Linked DNA regions of Homo sapiens: region 2 is linked to region 1. The links are chromatin contacts, found by Hi-C in ENCODE. All regions are on one chromosome and are shown on one strand. Each heading gives the region's core, a stretch centred on a gene start or an enhancer-like site at or near the end of the contact. The rest is flanking DNA. Distances are from core to core; before and after follow the strand shown.

What was found. Hi-C counts contacts between places; a loop is a spot of excess contacts on that map. Pooled maps may share reads with other maps.
Region 2: a loop to region 1 is called in a pooled map, with 7 times the contacts of the local background. The contact joins the promoter of EIF5B here to the enhancer-like site in region 1. A Hi-C loop is called at or near these places in 1 of 168 maps with a recorded cell type or tissue (chondrocyte), 2 of 37 single-sample maps with no recorded cell type and 11 of 50 pooled maps.

The regions. Positions count from the first base shown.
Region 1 is chr2:98,655,811-98,661,050 of GRCh38, forward strand. MGAT4A (alpha-1,3-mannosyl-glycoprotein 4-beta-N-acetylglucosaminyltransferase A) reads right to left here. Exons shown (of 16, transcript NM_012214.3): 6 at 2,408-2,454; 7 at 542-655. Among named protein-coding and RNA genes, the nearest start is that of UNC50, 50 kb to the left of the region's middle. Within about 2 kb of position 3,806, at least 3 of the 41 ENCODE cell types and tissues checked have a DNase peak (open chromatin) inside an H3K27ac peak, as active enhancers do.
Region 2 is chr2:99,333,810-99,339,672 of GRCh38, forward strand. EIF5B (eukaryotic translation initiation factor 5B) reads left to right here and starts at 3,580. Exons shown (of 24, transcript NM_015904.4): 1 at 3,580-3,780. The coding sequence starts at 3,746. It overlaps TXNDC9 (thioredoxin domain containing 9), which reads right to left and starts at 2,524. Exons shown (of 5, transcript NM_005783.4): 1 at 2,430-2,524. RefSeq lists enhancers at 2,292-2,832, 2,369-2,418, 2,669-2,818, 3,179-3,228, 3,239-3,318 and 5 more and a silencer at 3,849-4,008.

The sequences.
Region 1 (5,240 bases), core at 2,556-5,055:
ATATTAATTCATAAGAGGCACAAAAATATCCAACGGTAAAGACATTTATTGGGAAAAAAATTCTTAATACATATTTTTCCAAACTTCCTTGACCACAGACCCTTTTTTCAGTAATATCTTAATGTTTCATCAAATGAGTGCTTCAAAAATTACAATTTTAGGGTCCCTATTCTGGTGCCTAGGACTGTTTGCACGCAGATCAAAGTTCACAAATAGGTACTGAATGCTTTAAAAAATTCATATTTAAATTTACAGTATTAAACCCTGTCAGTGAATTCCTGGTAGCCTACAGAAACACATAAGAGAAGTGGATCTAAAAGCTAGTTTAAGAAAACACAGTAAAATAAAAGCTAATATTAAGTTTTTACATATTCTAAGAAAACTCTACATTATTTCCAAGCGGTCCTGGACTTAATGAGACTTACCTAGAATATTTTACCAAATTCAACTCTAAAATGTTTTCAGCTTCGATAAATAAAAACTACATGTATTAAATATTTACACTCACAAGTGTGGAGGATTTTAAACGGCACATGCTCACCTTACTCTTTCTTTGGAGTCTCCAAATGTCTCCTTTAGGTTTGTCAAGTCAGGATAATAGCTTTCAGGGGGTGATATGACTTCCACCAAGCCAGAACTGATTTCTTTAGAAAATCTATTATGAGAAAGTTAGCTGAGTTACTTAAGTTCTGTGGGATTTTATTTATCTTAAAGCTCAATACACTGTGTTTAACATAAAACACATCAGTAATCATTTGTAGCAACGTATAATGTTATGGCCGCAAGGTGTTAAAAGGAGCAGCTCATCACTGATTTCATTTACAGAAAATACAGTTTTTTCCAATAGCAAAAGTTTTTTTTTAAAGTAATGCTTTAAAAACTATAAAATACTGCTCTTATTAAAGTAGCATAGAAATCCTAAGCCAACTGCAGGCATTAACGTTCCTAAAATGTATCTGAATTAAAAAAAAAAAATCAAGGTCTCACAGAAAATAGAAAATTGAAGAAAAACAAATAAGTATGTATGTGTCTTTAAATACGTATATTTTGCAAAAACCAAAGCTCTTACATCTTCAAGAAGCTTTGCTTGTGGGTTATAGACCACATGTCATTCTCAACCAGTGTTTCTCAACTGGGGGTGATTCTGTCCCTCTGGAAGACATTTAGCAATGTCTGAAGACGTTCTGGTTGCCACAACTGTGATCAGTACTACTGACGCCTAGTGGGTAGACATTAGGGATCCTGCCCCACATTCTACAATGCATACGGCAGCCCCCACAACAAAAAATTATCTGGCCCAAAATGTCCATTGGGCTGAGGTTAAGAACCCTTTCTAAAGTTTTTAATTAGTCTGTACTGACTGAATTGCAATTTCTTTTGCATTTGCATTCTCCCTTGATTCATTTTTGCAAATCTCCACAAAATGCTAGTGCAACTGCCTGCCTTTGCACAAATGTTCTTAATGTTTAACTGTACTTTTTGTCTGAGCTTGGTTTTCTACACACTAAGGAAGATGTAAATCACCAGAATCCTTGCATAAGCCCACAGACTTGCCCCTGAGGTCAGTGGGAAAGGGGACCAATCATTACTGCCCTGTTCCTTAAGAAGTCTATGCCAAATTTTGTTTCTATAAGGACTTCCAAGAAACTCAGCACTTCAGGAAAACCAAACAAATAACAATTTAATCCTGAACTATAATGTTTTTAAATATTCAATTTTAACATTTTGATAGACAAGGAGCCACATTATTTTAAATGTAGGGTTAGCAAATAATTGTTGCTTCTTTTTTGTCTTTTCTTTTTAAGTAGAAGGTATATCTTTTAGGGACAAAAAACAGATACAATTTAATGAAGAAATTCATAGCAAGACTAATTTTATTACGCTATTGAAACTATTAAGGCAATATTATAAAAAATAATATCTGAAACTTACTAAGCTTTCCCTCTGTTACCTACCATGTGCCTCGCTCATAGTAAACTGCTACTCAATCTTTGCAGAATACAACAGATTAAGACATAGCTTAAAATTGAGGTCTGAAATTACTACGTTAAATATCTACCCTGAGAGCAGGAAGATTTTGCCTGGTAAATACAGTGTGAAAGATTTAATCTCATATGACTCTCTCTGTATTCACTGTCTTCAAGATTAAAGACTGTTATTTAATAGTGTTACATACATAGGACATTCAAGTCTTTTCTATAATGAAATAAACCAATTTATCCCATCACATAACTAGATATATATGCACCTACTTTGGGACAATATCAAATACCAATCAGAGGTGATCTAATAAACAATGAACTCCACAGAGAAATGAACTATCAAGGAAGGCATTTTCTTTTAGCAAGAAACCCAAGAGATAATAGTAACCAAAATATTTGTATGTTTATAATTAAGAAGAACTTACTCTTTCTCCAGGTTGGCTACAACACCATGTACATAATCAATATCTGTCTGGGAAAGAAAAAAAATGTATCTATATTCAAGTTTTTATATTTTTATTTAACTGTTAATACTGAACTCGAAATTAAATGAATGATAAAAACATTCATTAAAACCATACATTAAATTTTTAGACAATTTATTAAATTTGCATTTCTGTATTGTTCTATTGTACTACTGAATGTCACTGAGCACTTGCTAATAAGCAGATATTGAAGTTTTTATTATTTTAATTGTCTGTGTTGCATTCACTAGGAAAACTGAACACAAAAACTACTTCTATCAAAACATCCAAACTATTGTGAATAGCATTAGTGACAGATGCTGCACGATATGAAGAAAGATTTTTCTACTTGGAATCATAAAACCTAGGTTCAAGGTTTGCCTCTGTAGCTACTGAACTGCATACTCTAAAGTCATTTCTCTGAGTTTCAACCTATTCTATGAAAAAAAGGAAATACCTTACAGATTATGAGATTAAATGATAAAACTATGTAATAAAAAACTGCTATTATTACACCATATTAATATTACACTGACACTGAGAACTGAATCAAGAGCACTTCAATCAGTTAGAAATAAACATTTATCAGATCTGCATATTTTTAAATTATGAACAAGTCAAAATTCTAATACTTCTTATTAATTTTTCTTTATTTTCTTTATTGATTTAATGAATCACATATTCACATTTCACAAACATTTACTGAATGCCTACTCTAGGCCAGGCTGCACTGCAGTGAACAAGTCTAAGCATGGCAGGCATGTTTTAAACAGACATTTTCAACCAAGTTCAGATCTAACCCAGCATGGAGGGTAGAAGCATCAGAAGAGGATGCCTGGAAGAGGTGACGTTCAACAGTAAGAATTGGCTTGTTCCAGGGCTCTGGCTCCCAGGGGTCTAACAGAGATAAACATCATTAGCTTTTCTCCTCTAAGAGGTAAACGGAGTCTGTCTCTGATGCTATGTCAAAGACCGTGAAATTGGGTCAAAGTGAAACCACTTTCTAGGCTAGCTGTAAGGACTGACAAACAGGGTGGAGCACAGGTGATGGGCAAATGTAAATAATTATGAGCATTATTTCTCCGGTGTGTGTGTCCAGACATCATCCTCCTCCTAACTCCAGATCCTTGCCCCTTCAAGGACCCCAGGAAGCCCAAGGGACAACCAGGCCAGGGACATGGCAGGCTGGGTTACAGGGCCATAGCCACATTTTTGAGCCAGCCAGAGCCCTATTGATATGGTTTGGCGTGTCCCCACCCAAGTCTCATCTCGAATTGTAGCTCCCATAATTCCCATGTGTTCTGGGAGGGACCCTGTGGAGATAACTGAATCATGGGGGCAGTTTCCCCCATACTGTTCTTGTGATAGTGAATAAGGCTTATAAGATCTCATGGTTTTATAAGGGGTTTCCCCCTTTCACTTGATTCTCATTTTCTCTCTTGTCTGTTGCCATGTAAGACATGCCTTTCGCCTTCTGCCATGATTGTGAGGCCTTTCCAGCCATGTGGAACTGTGAGTCCATTTTTCTTTATAAATTACCCAGTCTTGGGTATGTCTTTATCAGCAGCATAAAAATGGACTAATACACCTACCTATCAATTTTAAATACAGCGATAACTTATAAAAATGCTCAATTGTTAAAAGACTCAATGATATATAAAATATAATCTATGTTATAAAGACTGTCAAAGCACTTAATACTTGAGAAAAACAAACAAAAAAGGTATAGCTTAATCCTGGAAATTGCAAAACCATCAAATTATAAAAAGTTTTTATAACAGGCTTTCTGGAAAACAATATACAAACATCGGTAGCATTTCTACATACTAACAATGAACTATCTGAAAAAGAAATCAAGAGAACAATCCCATTTAAAATAGCTACCAAAAAAATACTTAGGAAAAAATTTAACCAAGGAAGTGAAAGAACTAGACACCAAAAATTATAAAATGTTGATGAAATAATTTGAAGAACACACAAATAAATAGATATCTTTGCTCATGGATTGGAAGAATTAATATCATTTAAATGTCCATATTACCCAAAGTGATCTACAGATTCAATGTAATCCCTATCAAAAAATTTAATGACATTTTTCTCAGAAATGGGAAAAAAATCCTAAAATTCATATATAACCACACACACACACACACACGCACGCGCACACACACACACACACACACACACACACACACACACACAACAAATAGCCAAGGTAATCATGAGGAAAAACAATAAAGCTGGAGGCAACACACTTTATTATTTCAAACTATACTATGAAGCTATAATAATGTAAACAGTATGGTATTGATTTTTAAAAAACAGACACACTGGCCAATGGAACAGAATATAGAGCCTAGAAATGAACTCATGTATGTATGGTCAATTGATTTTCAGCAAAGGTGCCAAGAACACTCAATGAAAAAAGTTTCTTTAGTAAATGGTGCTGAGAAAACTGGATATCCACATACAGATGAATGAAAGTGGAACTTCAACTCACGTGAAATATACAAATAAACTCAAAATGGATTGAAAACAAAAGAAGACTCTAAAACTACCAGAAGAAAACATAAGGGAAAAACTACACGACATTGGCCTGGGCAATGGTTTTTTGGATATGACCCCAAAAGCTCAGGCAACAAGAACAAAAATAGACAAATAGGATCACATCTAACTAAAACTCTTCTACATGGCAAAGGAAATAATTAACAGCATGCCTGACAACCTATGGGTTAGGAGAAAATATCTGCATGCTGCACATCTGATAAACAGTTAATATCCAAAATATATAAGG
Region 2 (5,863 bases), core at 2,330-4,829, 680 kb after region 1:
CTGAGCATTAATGTCCATTCCTGTTCTCCCATTACCTAACAAAAAAGTCTATGAGGTCACAAAAATTAATACTGGTTTCCATTTACTGACAGTGTTAACTTTGATGTAAAACACTCCAAATACTTTTCTAAATTTTGGGTTTTTTTCCAACATCACTCCTCTGTGTAAAATCAGAGTTTCAAAATAGAACTAATTCAGATTAGAAAGGAAGACCTATCTCAATTAGTCATGCATCACTTAACAATGGGAATATATTCTAGGCTGGGTGCTATGGCTCACGCCTGTAATCCCAGCACTTTGGGAGGCCAAGGTGGGCAGATCACTTGAGTTCAGATGTTTGAGACCAGCCTGGGAAACATGATGGAACCCTGTCTCTACTAAAAATAGAAAAATTGGCCAGGCCCGGTGGTGTGTGCCTGTAGTCCCCGCTACTAGGGAGGCTGAAGTGGGAGGAGGATACCTTGAGCCCAGGAGGCAGAGGTTGCAGTGGGCTGAGAACGCACCACTTGCACCCCACCCTGGGCAACAGAGCCAGACCCTGTCTCAAAAACCAAAAACCAAAAACCCACAAAACAATGAGAATACATTCTGAGAAATGCATCATTAGGTGATTTTGATATTGTTTCAAACATTATAGACTATTTACACAAACCCAGATGGTACAGCCTGCTACACACCTAGGCTATGCCATACAGCCTATTACTCCTAGGCTACAAATCTGTACAGCATGTTACTGTACTGAATACTGCAGACAACTGTAACATAATGGCATTTGTGTATCTAAACATAGAAAAGGTACGATAAATACAGTATTACAATCTCATAAAACTGAAATGTCCTTATGTGGCACATGACTATATATTTTAAAAGAAATGGAGTATTTTGTACTAGCAATTAGTACAAAATTTTACTTTTTTTTTTGAGACGGAGTCTCGCTCTGTCGCCCAGGCTGGAGTGCAGTGGCGCATCTCCGCTCACTGCTAGCTCCGCCTCCTGGGTTCACGCCATTCTCCTGCCTCAGCCTCCCGAGTAGCCGGGACTACAGGCGCCCGCCACCACGCCCGGCTAATTTCTTTTTGTATTTTTAGTACAGACGGGGTTTCACCGTGTTAGCCAGGATGGCTACGATCTCCTGACCTCGTGATCCGCCCGCCTCGGCCTCCCAAAGTGCTGAGATTACAGGCGTGAGCCAGCCGCGCCCGGCCAAAATTTTACTTCTTTTAAAAGAAATGGAGTATTTTGTACGAGAAATTTTATACCAACAATTAGAGGGCAAGTTTATGTGTATCTCAGGGTTATTACTGCAGAAATGATTTATAATTTGCCTATCAAAGCAGGAGGCTGTTGCATATCAATGAACTATGATACATTTGCAAATAATACTGAAGCACCCCAAACTTCACAACAAACTGTGAATTCATTCACTCAGCTTCTGACACAGATTCTGACCCACACAGGCCCTCTATAAACGTTGAGCTGAAGAGAAATATTCTTGCAAACTTCAATTCTGATTCCTTTTTCTTTACAGGAAAAGGATTTGAAAAGCATACTTGATTTCATCTTTGTATCTCCATAGAACACAGCAGGTACTCAATAAACATGTATTTAACGTTGAATGAACACGTGCCTGACTTCTGTTCAAATTACTACACTGTTAAGTTTCAAAAGTATTTGAGTCTAAAAAACCAAATTGTAAGCTCCTCGTGAGTGCTATAAAATTGGAAAGGTGCTGTATTTCAAACACAGCAAAGATTTCCACGCTCCCTATCGCCCAAGAAAAATGTCAGTAGGACTGTGACCCTCAGTGAGGGGGCTGGAAGGAGAAGATAATAAGATACTGAATTGAACGTTGGAAGCTGTGCTCCAGGGATAAGCACAGAGAATGCCTACCCTGGAACTTTATAGAATGAGCCCAGAATTTAATTATGGGATAACTGGAAAAAGACGAGATTAAGAAGAGCTATTCTGGGTGTAGGTGTTGGTGGTCAGAGCATTGAGAATGGGGTAAAGAGACGATGCAACCCCTCGTTAGCTTTTCATTTTTCAAACCACAGCCTCTGATTCTTCCTTTTTACAGCTCCGCTGGAAGGGTGGGACGGGACACAGCGCGTCCTCAAATTCCCTAGTCATTTCCTGGACACCCTTACAGGTATCCGCCAAAACAATCAAGGGGCCTGGTCCTTAACTGAACCCCAGGTACCTCCCCAATGGCAAGCCGGCCACTCCCTGCGCCCGGGGAAACAGAGGAAAGCACAGTCCCGGTGGCCCCAACTTCGACGCCTCCTGGTGCGCTTGCGCAAGAGCCTCTGCCAGGACACCGACACCGGTGCTGGGGCCGCGCCCCTCCTCCGCTCCGGATGTGGAGCAGCAGAATGTTCACCAGCACCCGGACGTGGTGGTCGGATTCTTCTCACTACCCTCTGCCTCACCTGAGCTCTCGGTGACGCCTGAGAAGTGAAAGAGCAGCAGTTTCAAAAGACACGTCCACTCCGGCTTTTGCCTTGCAGTAGCTGCCGGCGGCTGCAAACGGGCCGTCACATCCGCCTCCTTATTGGCTGCGAACCTCGCGCGATATCACCTTGGACGCCAGAGGAAGGGGCGGGCGGTCGGGTGGCGAACAGTTCTGCGCGTGCGCCTCCCGCCCAGCAGCCCGGAACCCAAGGTGTCCGACCCTTGCTTTCCTCCGGGTACACGGCCGAACTGGAAGGCCGCAAAGCATTGTGGGAGTTGCAGTTTCTTAGTGCGCAGGCTGTCGTGGCCGGACTTTCTCAGGAGCGTGCTTCAGTATTCACGGTCCAGTGCGCCAGACTGGAAATGAGACAGCTGTGCTCTCGCTCAGCCGTGACGCTTGAACTGCGTTTCCATTCTGTTAGTGTTGAATGAACATTTTTCTTTTTTTTGTTTTCTTTTGTTAACATTTTTCCTAAAGTCGAGGCATAAACATATACAGCACAATTAACTTTTGCATAGTTAAAACCCAAAATATCACCGGCCAGATCCAGATATAGAACATTTTCCACCACCCCTGTAGGTCCCCTCTTGACTCTTCGAAACACAGGAATTTTTAGAACTCGCCCTCGCTTTGAGGGTGAAGCTGAAGACCTATGTTAGGGAATTGATCGGCTGTGTCCTGTTCTGTTTTATTCAGTGACTGTACATAATGCATAATGCATGGATGTTACTGAGAGGTCCCTATTTTGTCCTGAATTTATCTCTCTCGCAAACCCCCAGAGGACTCTATTGGTTCGTTGTGGTTCTTTACTGAACTTCGTGCGGCTGAGAATACAAAGATATAAAGGGAAGCCCAAAGCCCACTCCTGAACCGAAGCGTGCGTTCCCCGTTGGGAGAGGGGTGAGGTGGCGAAATTGACAGCTTCATTGTCCACCTCCGGGTTCTAGAACGTGGAAAACCCGCGGGTGTCGGCTCGTGGCGGACGCTTGAGGGCAGGGGGCGCTCGGGCTGCTGCCTGGTCGGCCGGTCAACCGGAGACGCTCTACCCGAAGCGCAGCTCTCGATGAGCCGCGCCCTGCGTCCTCACGCCGAGGCGGCTGGGCGATGCGCTTGCGCACTGAGAACTCACACCATATGTGTCCTGTTCCAGTGCGCGGGTCTGTGGAGAGCCGGGTGCGAGCGGCGGCAGCACGAGGGGAAAAGAGCTGAGCGGAGACCAAAGTCAGCCGGGAGACAGTGGGTCTGTGAGAGACCGAATAGAGGGGCTGGGGCCACGAGCGCCATTGACAAGCAATGGGGAAGAAACAGAAAAACAAGAGCGAAGACAGGTAGATAGGGGTTGGGTCCGTACGGCGGCGGCCGCCGTGGCTCAGTGGAGTGTGCGGGTCTCGCCGGGCGCGGCGTCGGACCGGGGTCTGGGCTCGCGATGAGCTTCGCGGGGTACCAGGCCTGGGCCCAGAGTGTGCGGAGCGGGCCCAAGCCCCCGGGCCGGGTGGGCACGTAGGGCCTCGACGGCGGGCGGGTCCTCCCAGTCGAGCCTCGCTCCCCCGGCACCCCTTCCCCGGCCTGAGGAGCGGGGTAGTCATTTGAGGGTTCCTGGTCGCGCGGGGAGGGTCAGGCGGCTTCGCCAGCGTGGCCCAGGCCAGTGTGAGTTTTTTTCCGCGCTACTCTTGGCGAGGGTGGGGAAGTTCTTTTTATGCCTCTTATACCTGTGAGTACTTTGGGAGGGAAGGGAGCTTGAATGTGATGTACGGCCGGGTTTCTCTACTCGCGGTTTCAGGTACGTTAGAGTTATGGGGAGGTGTTTAGCAGTTCGCTGTCTCTCAACTTAATCTGATTTGGATACAGTTTTCGTTTATTTAAGGGCTGATTGTCCAGCCCTCATGCTTTTCGCTTTCCTTCTTCCGGCCTGTTTTTTTTTGTCGTTTCTTTGCTCTCTAGCCTTCCCCTAAGAAAGGAAGGGAAGAAGAAGAAACCAACCAACCGAGGTCGCTCCTTTCTAACCACCTGCAATGCTTTGGGGAGGGAGGATAAGGGTATATGCGAGTTACTTACCTAGAGATTTTTGAGACATTTCTGTGTGTCACATTCGATTGAGTTCTGTTACTCATGATGGAAAGAGTTGACTTCCTGGGAGTGAACAACATCTGTTACATTACACGTTCGTACACTACCCACCAAACTTAAATACGAGGCGGAGAGTAAGGTAAATTAAAAAAACTAGTGCTAGTTCATCAGTCTGACTCAAAACAGATATGTTGTCTTGAAGTTAAAATAAGTTTACTAATTATAAATTGGAAGCCTGGATCGTTTTCTCACCTAGCGTTTGACTAGCTTATGAGTAGAATTAAAAGACAACAAAGATAGTCTTGTATTTCAGTTTTAGGTCTATTGGAGGAAGTTAATTGGTTTGGAGAATTGAATTATTGTTAAACCAGATGAATGAGAAAATAAGGATTATGGGTGATGTAGGGGAACACAAATTTCTGTACTTTTGACAGGAATTTTTGATGTATAGGGTACTTTTTTCCTTGCTAATGTTCAGCTGTCTCTAGAAAATAGAGAACTGAGTATAATGAGCCTTTATGTATTAATTACCTGCCTTCAACCATTGTTAGCACATGACCTGCTTGGTTTCATCCCACCTACTAGAAGTGTGTGTATATATATATATATACAAATATATATACACACATATATATAAATATATATATATACAAATATATACACAAATATATATATACATTTTTTTTTTTTTTTTGAGACGGAGTTTCCCTCTTGTTGCCCAGACAACAAGAAACTTAGGGCAATGGCGCGATCTCGGCTCACTGCAACCTCCACCTCCCTGGTTCAAGCGATTCTCCTGCCTCAGCCTCCGAGTAGCTAGGATTACAGGCATGCACCACCACATCCGGCTAGTTGTGTATTTTTAGTAGAGACGGGGTTACTCCATGTTGGTCAGGCTGGTCTCGAACTCCCGACCTCAGGTGATCCGCCCGCCTCGGCCTCCCAAAGTGCTGGGATTACAGGCGTGATCCATCGCCCCTGGCCCCCACCTACTAGATATTTTAAAGCAAATCTCATTAGCTTTTCATCTGTAAATCCACCAAGTATATCTGTAAGAAATATTAATAGTGATTCTTAAACATTAGCAAATATTCAGTCAGTTTGCTGATTTCCCTGATTGTCTTATTACAGTTTTTTTTTCAATTCGTTCGTTTGGTTTAGGATTACACAAATGTGTTCTTTAGATTAAAATTACATATATATGTGTTTTTGTTTTGTTTTGTTTTTTGGAGATGGAGGGGCAGTCTCACTATGTTGCCCAGTCAGGTCTTGAACTCCTGGCCAGTGATCCTCCCACCTCAGCCTCCCTAGTAGCTAGGACTACAGGCGCGATCCGGCTTATAT